Linked DNA regions of Homo sapiens: regions 1 and 2 are each linked to region 3. A link is a contact called in ENCODE Hi-C or POLR2A ChIA-PET data. All regions are on one chromosome and are shown on one strand. The core of a region is the stretch at or near the end of the contact, and the rest is flanking DNA. Distances in the headings are between cores, read along the strand shown.

Evidence for each region. Hi-C counts contacts between places; a loop is a spot of excess contacts on that map. ChIA-PET counts read pairs that join two places held with the same protein, here RNA polymerase II (POLR2A). Pooled maps may share reads with other maps.
Region 1: a loop to region 3 is called in a pooled map, with 4 times the contacts of the local background. The contact joins the enhancer-like site here to the promoter of CAPN7 in region 3. A Hi-C loop is called at or near these places in 1 of 37 single-sample maps with no recorded cell type and 6 of 50 pooled maps. POLR2A ChIA-PET finds 5 or more read pairs at or near these places in 7 of 52 experiments (CD4-positive, alpha-beta memory T cell, MCF 10A, T-cell and 4 more).
Region 2: a pooled map shows a loop between it and region 3 (3-fold over the local background). The contact joins the enhancer-like site here to the promoter of CAPN7 in region 3. A Hi-C loop is called at or near these places in 6 of 50 pooled maps. POLR2A ChIA-PET finds 5 or more read pairs at or near these places in 8 of 52 experiments (BJ, CD4-positive, alpha-beta memory T cell, HEK293 and 5 more).

The regions. Positions count from the first base shown.
Region 1 is chr3:15,290,666-15,295,373 of GRCh38, reverse strand. All of the region lies in intron 3 of SH3BP5 (SH3 domain binding protein 5), which reads left to right. Among named protein-coding and RNA genes, the nearest start is that of SH3BP5-AS1, 39 kb to the right of the region's middle. Within about 2 kb of position 2,438, at least 29 of the 41 ENCODE cell types and tissues checked have a DNase peak (open chromatin) inside an H3K27ac peak, as active enhancers do; they include endothelial cell of umbilical vein, where a contact is called at or near this core.
Region 2 is chr3:15,308,176-15,312,421 of GRCh38, reverse strand. The region is part of intron 2 of SH3BP5 (SH3 domain binding protein 5); the gene reads left to right. Among named protein-coding and RNA genes, the nearest start is that of SH3BP5, 22 kb to the left of the region's middle. Within about 2 kb of position 1,566, at least 13 of the 41 ENCODE cell types and tissues checked have a DNase peak (open chromatin) inside an H3K27ac peak, as active enhancers do.
Region 3 is chr3:15,204,996-15,209,831 of GRCh38, reverse strand. It overlaps CAPN7 (calpain 7), which reads right to left and starts at 3,586. Exons shown (of 21, transcript NM_014296.3): 1 at 3,235-3,586. The coding sequence starts at 3,336. It also overlaps the pseudogene COL6A4P1. RefSeq lists a silencer at 3,361-3,880.

The DNA of each region.
Region 1 (4,708 bases), core at 1,189-3,688, 87 kb before region 3:
GTTGGACATCAGCTAGAAACGTATGTATCAGGTAGCTCATTTTTTCACCACTCTGTGCATGTCGATGGATGGCCCCAAGAACACTGCAAGTGTTGATTTTGGGGTTACAAATAAAGCTTAGTAAGTAGGCAAATTCACAAATACGGAAGCTGTGAATAATGAGGACTGACTGTATTTGCCAAGAGCCACATGGAGAGGCTTATTTGTTAGTGCGCTGAACCATGTGGCTCTGATGTAGATGGCAAAGGGAAGAAGCTAGGGAGTGTGTCACTGTGTGTGTGTGTGTTGGCGGGAGATGCTGCCCATCAGGAAGGCTTGAGGGGAAAGGCTTGAGGGGAAGGACACACTGTGCACACTCCGAAGCACAAGAGGAAGGGTGGCTGGTAAAGACAGAAGAGCAGAGATCTGAGGGGAGGGGTCAGTGCAGATATGAACTTGGGTAAGGAAGCCAGAGCCTTGGAAAGAGAGGCTTAGGGGAGCTAAAGGACCAGTCAGGAAAGGAACAGCATGGACAGCTGAGGGTGCCTTACGCCTCAGCCTACCCTTCAGACTTGGTTGAGAAGCTGCAAAGTAGCCATGGTAGGCTCTTGAGTTAGGGGGCTTAGGTTGTGTTTGAGAAATTGATGTCCTTACATTAATGGCAGCTCCATTTTTTGCCATTTTTTGAGCGCTAATGATGTATTAGGTGCCACACACACTGCTCTGTGCGGGGGCTGTCATTGTTTCCCTTTTGGCCTTATAGTACGAATGAGGAAACTAGTCTTGGAGCCCAAAGACTGGGCCTTTACATAAACCTTTCCGGTGTTGTGGCCTAATCTAAGAGAATGTGAAGGGAGACTGTAACAGACTTGGTTAATTATCTATCCAGAATGCAGGGAAAATGGGAGTCAGTGGTATGGCGGTGACAGTTTACTGGATGGAAGGGAGGAAGAAAGGAGGATGGAAGGGAGGAGGAAGAAGAGTAATTTCAACACTCTTTGTATACCAGGCACTTTCTAAGTGTTTTACATGCATGAGGGGGAGTTACGTAAACATGCGCGCGCACACACACACACACACACACACACACACACACACACACACTTACTTTTGCAGAAGAAGAAACTGGGGCTTAGAGTCTGTGTTCTCTTAAGGGGCTATCTGCAGCCCTGATTTGTTGAGGCTGTGCTAGGGGCCTGGGTTTGTGGTCATAGGTCTTTTATGTACATTATCTCATTTAATCCTTACAGCGAGTACTTTTTGCAAAGTGGTACTCTTTTCTTTTTCTTGTTTCTTTTCTTTTTTTTTTTTTTTTTTGAGATGGAGACTTGCTCTATCGCCCAGGCTGGAGTGCAGTGGCGTAATCTCGGCTCACTGCAACCTCTGCCTCCCAGGTTGAAGCGATTCTTCTGTCTCAGCCTCCCGAGTAGCTGAGACTACAGGTGCACACCACCACACCAGGCTAATTTTTGTATTTTTAGTAGAGACAGGATTTCGTCATGTTGGCCAGGCTGGTCTCTAACTCCTGACCTCAGATGATCCGCCTGCCTCGGCCTCCCAAAGTGCTGGGATTACAGGTGTGAGCCACTGCGTCCGGCCTGCAAGACGATATTATTTTCATCATACTGAGGGGGAATAATCACTGAGGCTTGGGGACTTTAACATCACAGACCTTGCGAGGACAGGAGTGAAGGTTTAAACCAAGTCTACCTGGTTCTGGCTGGTGCCTGGCACATAGGAGGCATTTATGACTATTTGCAAATCTGAAAGACACTCTGGCACATCTGAGGAGAATGGGCTTTTAGGACTAAAGGCAGTTTTTGAGCTCATTGGTGCAGTTATTTCCCTGCACACCCCTGCCTCTTCTTGGCTAGGGTAACTGAGAAGCTCTTGTTCCGAGAAGCTCTTGTTCCAAGAATCTGGAGTCCTTGGGAACTTTCCCCTCATGGTGCCCTGTTCCTGCTAGGACTTCAGTGTGGCTTTGTCATGCCTTCCTTCTTCCCCGTCACTTTATCTCTGCAGAGCCACTTGCCTGCCTGGGGGCAGTTCTTGCCACGGGACTTTGGGTGAGGAGGTCTGGCTCAGTGACGTTCTTCCCTGTGGCCCTGGTCACATTCCCCCTGGGTGGCCACAGGCCAGTTCCTGGGAACTGCGTCATTCCTGCTGCCCAAAGTAAGGGCACGTAGTGGAATGACAGGGCATCTGTCTCAAAGCAGAGTTCCTGGAGATTTATGGCAAGAACTGAGCATGGACTCTTAACTCTCCTTCGCCTGAAAGATCACATCCTGCCTGACAGTCTTGGCTGAAGATTCTGGGAAAGAAGCAGCTGCACTTTGGAAACTTGGAATCTTGAATTAGGATGGGGTCAGGAAGGAGATGTGTTGCAGCTTTTGACCCAGGTCAAAGGCTCCTGACACACACAAGTAGATTTTTGGGCTTCTGCCAGAAGGGTTGCACCTCCTGCTTGGCTGGCTCTGCCTCGGGCGTCTGGGGCTGGAGCAGGGAGAGTGTTGCTGATCTTGAGGTTTTCTTTTCTTTTTTCTTTTTAGATGGAATTTCGCTTTTGTTGCCCAGGCTGGGGTGCAATGGTGTGATCTCGGCTCACCACAACCTCCGCCTCCCGGATTCAAGCAATTCTCCTGCTTCAGCCTCCCGAGTAGCTGCGATTACAGGCATGCGCCACCACGCCCAGCTAATTTTGTATTTTTAGTAGAGATGGGGTTTCTCCATGTTGGTCAGGCTGGTCTCAAACTCTTGACCTCAGGTGATCCACCCACCTTGGCCTCCCAAAGTGCTGGGATTACAGGCATGAGCCACCGCGCCTGGCTTAGGTTTTCTTTTCTGGTGATGCCATGAACCATTTGCATTCAACCCCATTCTGTCTGGCAGGTGGCAGGAAGTCCGCGTGGGGGACTGGTTGCAGGCAGGTCTTAGCCAGGAAGCACTGGGCTGGAGGAGCTGCCCTCCATCACCTTGTTAGTTGGGAGGTTTGTCATGGGCAACTCCCTTTTTCTTATCTCCTTTGCTATTCACAGAGGCATGGCTGAGCCCCCCTTGGTGCTGCTGGGCAGGCAGTGTTCTCTGTGAAGCTAACAGGTGTGGTTTGTCACCACAGCATAGTGGTTAGAGGGGAAACAGGGTGTGGAGTTTGGTTCCCTGAAACCATGATGCTCTTCAGATGTTTCCTTCCTTCTTCTCAACTGTACTCTGCTTTCAGTAAAGTGATTGCATGGACATGGATAGCCCCTTCCCCTCTGTAAACCACAGGCATTCCCTGGCAAGAGTGGCAGAGTGATTAATTTTTCAGTGAAAGGAAATCAGAGCATAGGTTGTGTTTCTGCTACGAGTTTTGTCGACACAGGCTGGCCTTTTTATGTTGCCTGGTGACGAGGTTTGGGCCCCGGCTGTGCACTCTTGGTGCACCTTCTGTTCCTTTCCTGACTCAGAGGATGCCCCTGCTTTCCTTCCTTTCTTTTCTACTTCTTCCCCAGCCCTTCCAGTTGTGACTTCTATGAAAATCTACCCTGAAGAATCTGATGAAATTATTCATGCTGAGAAGTAAATGACTGATAAGACTTAGAGATTTATGGTCTCTGGGGCTTCAAGTGGTTCTGACTTACAAACATTCCCATAGCTTGGAATACCCTGCTTCCAACCTGGTGGGACTGCATATTCCCAACTCAGGGTTCATCATGCTGTGGGAACCTCTGCACATGTGAGAGACAGAACTACACCCTTTACACTAAGTGGGAAATGCTTAGAAGTGCAGGCTGTAGGTAGACTTTTCATTTCTACCCAGTGGGATGTCCTTGTGGAGTTTAAGCCAGAAGTAAGATTGGCGGATAGAACATGGGAATACAGAACACCCAGTTAAATTTCAGATTTTTTTTTTTAGGTATAAATTTGTTCTATGCCATATTTGGTACATAAGCTAAAAAAATTGTTTACCTGAAATTCAGATTTAACTGGAAGGCCTATATTTTTATTTGCTAAATCTGGCAGCCCTACCAAAAGGGAATTTGTAGTGTTGATCAGCCAGAGAGAGAAAGTAGTTTTGGGGTCAGCTGCCCTGTCTTGGGGTTCCTGAATCCACAGCATGTGGAGCTGTGGAGGAACCCTGGCTCCCACTTTGTCATTCCTTAGCCTGTAGCCTTGAGTGGGCACAAGTGAACACAGACAGGAGAGTTGAGTGATACTAAAAAGCATGCGAATGCTCATGCTGCTGTTCTAGCTACTCCCAAGCCTGGTGTTTCTGGGACGAAATTGAGTTTCTAAGATAAGGAGCTGGGTCTAGTATTTTTTTCTGTCCACCCCAACCCTCACTAGCTTGGTTTTGCTGAGAGCTGGTCAGCTCCCGGTAGAATTCCGAAGGGCTTCATGGGAGGCCACATCAACTGGGTCTCTTCTGAAGAATCTTCTGGAATGTGGGTTCCTCAGCTGTGTCTTCCCCTGTCTTCTCCAGCCACTTCCTGTTTCTGCCTCCCACCAGTTCTTTCCCCTTCTCCATTCTCGATGGCCTTTATTAGTTTGATATTTATTAGTTTCTTCCATTTAAAACTTTCATGGGCATGGGGGGAGTTTACCTTCTCATGGAGGATGGAGCACCTGTTTGCTTCAGTTAAGGCAATGATGGGCTCTGGTTAGGAAGCCTCACTTTGTAGGTTTCATTTTGGGTAAGTGGTTTATTTTTATTTTTGAGACGGAGTCTTGCTCTGTCACCCAGGCTGGA
Region 2 (4,246 bases), core at 317-2,816, 100 kb before region 3:
TGCCATATAAAAATCAAAAGACATTTATTTCTAAGGTCTATATTCATTAAGATGACAATCAGCCTATTACATGTTAACAAAAATAATACATTTTATGGAAAAGGACTATTTTTCCAAACAGAAAATTCAATGAAAGAGTAATTGTTGTACATGCTTTCGCAAGTCTTTTTAATGTCTGGCTTAATAGAAGAGCTGGATTCTCTCACCTACTTCTGCATTTCATGTCATTTCTTGCCATGTCACCTGTCAGGTAGCTTCTGGAAAACTCTACTGAACGCTCAGAATGACAGTGAAAATGGCAAGTCTTTATTAATGAAAATGGCTTCCATCTTGCAGACTCCTTGAAAAGGTTTCCAGGTGCCCCACCCCCACCCCCACCAGTGGTTTCGCCAGACCACGCTCTGAGAACCACTGGTGAAGTGACTGGCACACTGGACTACAAGACTGAAGATGGCTGGTTGCAGTGGCTCACGCCTGTAATCACAACAGTTTGGGAGGCCGAGGCAGGAGAATCGCTTGAGCCCAGGAGTTTGAGACCAGCCTGGACAACACAGACCTCATCTCTACAAAAAATTTAAAAATTAGCCGGGTGTGGTCATACGTGCCTCTAGTCCCGGCTACTTGGGAGGCTGAGGTAGGGGCATTGCTTGAGCCCAGGAGGTGGAGGCTGCAGTGAGCCATGATTGCGACACTGCATCCAGCTTGGGTAACAGAGAGAGATCCTGTCTCAAAAAACAAAAAACAAAAAATACTGAAGATGTCTGCTTACATCTAACGCTTGACACTTGATAGTCCTGTGACTTTATGCAAAGACATTAGGTCACCTGGAACTCCAAGGCTCCAGTTTTCTTTGTTTTTCTTTTTTTGAGACAGAATGTCTGTCACCCAGGCTGGAGTGCAGTGGCGTGATCTCAGCTCACTGCAACCTCCACTTCCTGGGTTCAGGCAATTCTCCTGCCTCAGCCTCCCGAGTAGCTGGGATTACAGGCACCTACCATGCCCGACTAATTTTTGTGTTTTTAGTAGAGATGGGGTTTTGCCATGTTGGCCAGGCTGGTCTCGAACTCCTGACCTCAGGTGATGTGCCTGCAGCCTCCCAAAGTGCTGGGATTACAGGAGTGAGCCACCGCACCTGGCCTCCAGTTTTCTTATCTGTAAACTCGGGATGGAAATTCTGGCTGAGCCTGTTTTACAGGGTTGTTGTGTGTCTCAGATAATGCCTGGGAAACCTCTTTCTGCCAACTGAAAGTGGTATACTTGTAAATGGCATTAGTAAGGATCTTTTGAAGTTTGGTGTCGTCTCTAACATGTAGGACAGTTATTTTTAAAACATCACCATCCCATCTTTATCTCACTTAATTCTGGGGACACCTGTGAAGAGGAAAAGCCAGGATTCTCAGTTTCCAGGCAAGGTAATTGAGGTGAGCAGGTGAGCGATTGGCCAGAAAACACTGACTCATCCTGTGTGCTTCATGTTCAACCTGCATGCTGCTTCCACTGTATACTGGTGCTGGCTGGTGTGGTTTAGCTTGAGCTCTTATCTGACACAAGGCTGTTTGTCTGACACACTGACACAGTCAAACAGGGAGACTCTACCACCCCCAGCAATTCTTTGCTTGAATAAATTACCTTCAGTCTGAGTCACCTAATGGATGAAACACAATTTTCACATTTGAAGAGCTGAGGCCTCCTCCAAGCAGAGGGAACTGTTTAAGAACTCTTTCAAGTGCTGATCTAAAAACTCCCTTGGTAAACAGCCCTGGGATGGTAAACGGATTCTTTTTCTTGACTGGTGGAAGATCTGCTTGCTCTCTCAGATAAGTTTGTACTTTTGAGCCACTCCCCTCCATGGCTCATTTTCTGCAGGGAAAGCAGTCAGCTTACTCTCCTCCCTGGACATTCCTGAAGCCACCCCCACTCTGATCTTGGAAAACACATTTGCTTGTAATTGCAGGAGACAAAGGATCACAGTCAAGTCTTTTCTTTAAGAAACAAGACAGAAAGTCTAAGTTCAATTGTGGCAAGGTGGTTTTAAGATGTATTGAAAGAAATGCTTTATAAAAGCTAGGTTGAACTAAATTCCACAGACTCTGCTCCTTATACACATGGCTTTATTGTTAGGCTCTCCCCTCATGATGCCAGGATGGCTGCTATCTGCTGCAGGCTTTCATTCCATCCTCTTAAACATCTCAAGTGGAAGAAATTTCCTCTAACAGTTGCAGAAAGGTCCCGAAATGAAGTCTCATTGGTTATGATGGGTCATGTCTATCGCCCCTGCTCATCGAACAATCACTGTGGCTAGGAGTATGACTGTGGCCAGGCCCTGTCACATCACTAGGGACTGAGAGGTGGGGGTGAGGACCAAGGAATATTACGGCTGTAACACTGGGGAGACAGGAAAGATTTTGGTTTGTGGCCTCTCATACCTCAATACTTCTGGGAACTGTTACCCAAGTAGCTGTGATCCTCAGTGGAATGGAAACAACTGGGTGGGCTTTTTCTTATGGGGGGGGGGTGGAGCGGGGAAGACTGGCTTTGTGTTCAGTTTCAATGCATCTTTGATGAATAGGCTTGTTGGTGGTTGGAAGTCAGCCAGTCATGCATCATTCCTGGCAGCACAGCCTCATTTATAGAAGGAAACGCTGATGTCAAATCAAGTCTTCTGGGTTTAATACCCTTTGATGGTCACACACTTAGTACAGATAGTCACAAAAAGGGCATCAAGTCAGACTGGCAGGCCCTGAACCTGCCCATCAGAATCACCTGAGGAGTCTTTTAACATACTCTGCACCCAGGTAACAATTTTGTAAAACCTAAATTTGATCAGGTCATGCCCCTGCTTAGAAAAATCTATGATATTTTACAGTTGAAAACAAAAAAGCAGGCATGGTGTTGTACACCTGTAGTCCCAGCTACTTGGAAAGGGCAGGAGGATCCCTTGAGCCCAGGAGTTTGAGGCCACAGTGTGATATGATCATGCCTGTGAATAGCCACCATACTCCAGCCTGGGCATCATAGCAAGACTCTGTCTCTTAAGAAGACAAAAACCCCATCGATTCTCGGCCTTTTGGCTAAGATCAAGTGAAAACAAAAACCCAAAAAACCCCCAAAAACAAAAACACAAAATCAAACAAAAAGCCCTATACTATCCCATTCTCCCACCCTACCCCTGTTTTTTTCTCCCCTAGCCAGTTAACTATATTAGTTTAATGTATTTTAGCTGATGGAGGTATTTATTTCTATGACCAAGTAGTATGTATTGTGTGACTACTTCTTGATTTTTTTCATTTGAGTGACTATCTGTGGACATCCTGCTATGGAAGATGAGGTTTTGTCTCTTTTCACCCTCTGTCCTGTACTTTTCCCATCTGCTGTCTTCTCAGCAGAATCCATTGTGGTCAGTATTTGATTACTTTATTGCAGCTAGGTAAGTGCTATTCACAGTTGAGCCATCTAGTAAACTATGATTATGTTTCCTTTTTGTGGTAGAATGCATTCTTTAATTATTTCTGACAAAGGGTGCATTGGAAATAAATTACTTGAGACTTAAGTAACCCTATGGGAAGAAAACCCATCACATAGAACTAGGTTAAAAGGTTTGATTTTGAGATGTGATTTATGGCCAAAGGAAGAGAAATGGCAAGTAGAGAATAGCAGAGGGAGACAGAATTTCAGTGATGAACTAGCACCAGAAAATCTTCTGCAAAGAAAGAAACAAGAAGTAATCTCCCCTTCTCCCCACTGTGCCATGCCCTCCCATTGTTCATGGGATTGAGTTCAGATGCCTTTATAATGGCCAGGAGGCGTCCTTGCTCCAGCCCCTACCAGGCCAGCCCGTCCGTCCGTGCTGGAGGGTCGAATGTCCCCCTTCTCTGTCTGGTGGAATCCTCTTTCTTCATGTCTGACTTGGGTTGGGTGGCCTTCTCAGCCGTGTGTCTGTTGCTCAACGTGTGTAAGTAGTCTTAGCACTGCTTGAGTTTAATTGTTCACTCTGCCATTTCCCAGCTCTGTGACCATGGGCAAGTTACCTTTCTTTTCCTTGCCTCTATTTCCTCCTTTATAAAATGTGAATAACAACAATAGCACCTACCTGTTAGGATTGTTAGCGATTGCACAAATTGGTGGGGTTAAAGCACTGACAGTAGTGCCTGCCACATAGCAGTCAGTCAGTCTGTGCCCTGTATCCATCCTTCTTTCTCCACAAAGGCAGCGTTGGTGGGTTGTATTCACCAGTGCCCCAGAGAGC
Region 3 (4,836 bases), core at 2,337-4,836:
TCAAAGATAAAAAATTCTTCCTGACATGTATGTAAGTCTATAGGAAACAAGGGGCAGTGCATAGCAGTTTCTTTTGCTTTAATAAAATCTATTTTTATATAGCACTATTTTAACCTGTTGTCAAAGCTATTTCACAAAACACACACAATTTTTCTCTTAAACAATGCCTTGTGAAATTGTCAAAAAAGTCTAAAAGGATTCTGAAATGCACCAAAACTCTCTAAACATAAAGCAGATTATAATAGAATGAGACCTACTGTTAAGATAGATCACAGGGTGACCAGAGTTTATAATATTTGATTGTACATTTCAAAATAGCTAGATTAATTCAAATGTTCCTAGCATAAATATTAAGGGAATAATATTCAGTAATAAAAGCTGCACAGTTCAGCTGTGAAGTAGTTAAGGTGATGGCTATCCCAAGTATGCTGATTTATCTTTACAAATTATATTAATGTATTAAATTATCACATGTACCCTGAAACTATGTACATTACCTATCAATAAAAAAAGAAAAAAATAGGCTGGGGGCGGTGGCTCATGCCTATAATCCCAGCACTTTGGGAAGCCGAGGCAGGTGGATCACCTGAGGTCGGGAGTTTGAGACCAGCCTGACCAACATGGAGAAACCCGGTCTCTACTAAAAATACAAAATTAGCCGGGGGTGGTGGTGCATGCCTGTAATCCCAGCTACTCAGGAGGCTGAGGCAGGAGAATCACTTGAACCCACGAGGTGGAGGTTGCAGCGAGTCGAGATTGTGCTATTGCACTCCAGCCTGAGCAACAAGAACAAAACTCCGTCTCAAAAAAAAAGGAAAAAAGATTATAAAATGAAAGCAACAAAATATTAATCTGAAACAAACCACACTTTATTGACAGCACATACATTTGTGAAAAAAAGTACTACTATTGTACAGTATTATCAAAGTCTGATAATCTTTCTAAAAGAAAAGGTGACACTATCATGAGGACACAGCTCCCTCCAAATCTAGCTAGAGCTAGAGGGGTATATTTGCAAATCCTCAGAATTGGAGAGAAGAGAGTGGACCATGGAAGCTCATACCCTTTGATTTATCAATTCTGTCCCCGGTAATTTATCCCAAAGAAAATTCAGGCAAAAATTTGCACTAGTCATAAGAATTAGTTATAAAGATATGAACTACATCGTTACTTATGATGTTGAAAAAACAAAATCAACTGAATGCCCAAGAGTCTGTAAATTAATTATAGTACACTGGACAGGCACAGAGGCTCACGCCTGTAATTCCAGCATTTTGGGAGACTGAGGCAGGAAGATCGCTTGACCCAGGAGTTCGAAACCAGCCTGGGCAACACAGCGAGACTCCATTTCTACACAAAAAAAAAAAAAAAAAAAAAATTAGCCAAGTGTGGTTGTGTCTACCTGTAGTCCCACCAATTGGGAGACTGAGGCAGGAGGATTGCTTGAGCTTTGCAGTTTGAGGCTGCAATGAGCTATTATTAGTGGGCCACGGCACTCCAGGCTGAGTGACAGGGCAAGACGCTGTCTCTTAAAAAAAAAAATATGGTACACCCACATAATGAACTACTGTGCAGCTATTACTAAAAACAGTATAAACCAGTTTGTAAAAAAAAAAAAAAAGCATATACACATACGCATAAAAAAACACAAAAATATAGTCACACACCACATAACATTTCAGTCAACAACAGACTGAATATATGATAGTGGTCCCCTAAGATTATAATGGAGTTGAAAAATTCCTATTGCCTGGTCATGTCATAGCCATCATAATGTCATAGCACAACACTTTACTCGCATGTTTGTGGTGATGCTGATGTAAACAAACCTACTGGGGTGCCAGTGGTGTAAAAGTCTACCACACACAATAATGTAGAGTACATAATACTTGATAATCAACAACTATGTTACTGGTTTATGTATTTACTATGCTATACTATGTACTGTTAGTATACTCCTTTTATAAAAAAAAGTTAACTATAAAACAGTCTCTGACATGTCCTTCAGGAGATATTTCAAGAGACATTGTTATCATAGGAGACGACAGTTTCATTCCTGTTATTGCTCCTGAAGACCTCCCAGTGGGACAAGATTGGAGGTGGAAGACAGTAATATTGATGATCCTGACGAGGTGTAGGCCTAGGCTAACGTGTGCCTTAGTTTTTAACTAAAGAATAAAAAAAAAAAAAGAAACAAAAAAACTTACCAAATAAAGATATAAAGAAAATGTTTGTGTAACTGCACAATAAGTTCGTTTTAAGCTATTACAAAAGAGTTAAAAAGTTAAGAAAATTTAGAAGTTTATAAAGTAAAAGGGTTACCGTAAGCTAAGGTTAGTTTATTACTGAAGAAAGATTAAAAAAATTTAGCGTAGCCTAAGGGTACACTGCTTATAAAGTCTACAAGAGTAGAGCAGTGAATGTCCCAGGCCTTCACATTCACTCACCACTACTCACCAACTCAGAGCAACTTCCAGTCCTGCAAGCTCCTTTTGTGGGTAAGTGCCCCACACTGGTGTAGTATTTTTTTTTTATCTTTTATGCTGCATGTTTACTGTACCTTTTCTATGTTTAGATGCACAAATACTTACCACTGCATGTAACTGCACACACCACTGAGTACAGCAACACGCTGCGCAGGCCTGTAACCTAGGAGCAACAGGCCATGCCATACAGCTTAGGTGTGGAACAGGCTGTACCATTCAGGCTTGTGTAAGCGCTTTCTACGGTGTTCGCACAACAACAAAATGGCCTAAGAACACATTTCTCAGAAAATATCACATCGCTAAGGACGCATGACTGTATGTCAAATGCTATGACAGGAGATGGTTTTTATTCTTTTTAAGTTTATTTAACGAGCATGCATTATTTTGATATATATCACAGGCCATTTCCCGCTAGCTGTAAATCAGAGTCAAGTGACAGCAAGAATTGGCTACTAACTACCCATATCTAACACCTGCCCCCCAAAGCGGCTCAACGGTGGGCATTTGCCAGTCAGGACTACAGGTGGAGGAGCGGCGGCTGCAAGCCGCGACCCAGCCTCCCCGCAGCCTCAGCGTCGGCCTCTGCACTCGGGCTTGCCGCTCCCAACAAGAGGAGGGCCGGGAGGCGGACGAGGGAAAAGCAAAGCCGGGGCCGCTAGCCTCCGCACCCGGATCCCGCCCCTCGGCCGCAGGCCCGGGCCGCACTCCGACTGAGCAACTCCGACCGAAGCGCCGGGCCCGGCCCTACCTTGTAATAAAACACCGCCTCGGAGTAGCGGCCTTCGTGGTCGCGCTGAACCGCCAGACGGGCGAACTGCACAGCGTCCCGCTCCAGTGCTGTGGCGTCCATGGCGCAGTGGCCCCGCGCCGGGGCAGGGAAGGAGGCCCTGACGCAGGACGGCTCTTCGCGGACTGCGGCGGCCCGGCGGCGGCGAGGACTCGGGAGCGCCGCGGAAGGAGCGGCAAAGTTTACTTTGGACGGTGGAGGAGAGCTCGCCTTCCCGTTGCCGGGCTGGGGTCCACCGCGAAGCCGCGCCCCTCAGCCCAGACCCGGCTTGTAGCCCACCCGGCCGCCCCACTTCGCGGCCCCAGCGGCCCTCGCCCCGCCCACCAGCCGCCCGACGCAGGCGCAGCCTGGCCCTCACGAGCTCCTTAGAAGCTGGGGCCGCCGAGGCCAGGCTCGCGGGACTGCGCGGGCTGTGGGCGGGGCCGGGCCCACGCAGGAGCCGGGCCGCGGGGGCGGGGCAAAAAGGCCTGCCGCTGTGCACGTGACCGTCGCGGCGCCCGGGATTGAGCAGCTGAGGGCAGGTGCCACGTCCGAGCTGCCCACACACCGCCTTATGCGTGGCGGTGGCGGTGCAGGGCGAGGCTGTTTTCGTCGACAGTGGGCAGTAGAGGGGTACGCGCCTTACAGATCCTTTCCTCTGTTAAGTGTAAGGGATGGGAGTAAAGAGCTAAGGAAGAATGCCTCCCACCAGCATCTGACACATTAAAAAAATTACCGTGAGGACAGAGGTTCTTTAGAGTCACTCTTCGCTAACATTTATTTTCATTTGTTTTCCACAAGCTGAATCATGACCCTATAGCCCCCCACTGTACACCAAGGTCGTATTGATTGAATTGTTAACAAACAAGGTAATGTATTTCCACTTGTACTTACCCTTAGGTTAACTTGATGCTGTTGTAATTAAATACTTAATTAGGTGATTATTTGATTTATGTCTTCTCTCCCCTAAAGGTCTGAAGTCAGCAGTAATAAAAATGAATTAGTGATGGGCACCACCAAATTCATGCTGAGTCAAAGAAGTAAGAATTGAGTACATAATGTATAATTCCATCTATAAGAAACACTAGAAAACACTACGATGTTAGAAAGCAGATCAGTGGTTGGGAAGGGGATACAAAGGAATCTTTTCGGATGATGAGAATGTTTTATATCTCAATGGTGGTGTAAAAATATATACGTTTGTCAAAACTTATCAAACTACATTTTAAGTGTGTACTTTTAATTTTTTAATTATACTCTAAATTTTTTTTCAGTCATTTGGCCTGCATTTAAAATGGGACTCTAATTTCTTAGTTTAAGTGTATTTCTTCACATTTAGTGAAGTTCTTAATAACAACGGTCTCATCAGGCTGTTATAAAGACACACAGAATTTGATTTTGTGCCTGGCCCAAAGATGGCTCTCAAAGGTAGCAACTACAGTTTTATAGCTGAAGCAGGGATGCTTCCTGTCTTTACCACTTTGATCCCAGCGTTGAGCGCAAGCCTTGTTCCAGAGCAGGTGTTCAACAAATATTTTAAAATGTTGAATGAGTCAACTCCACTACTTAAATATATCTAATGTG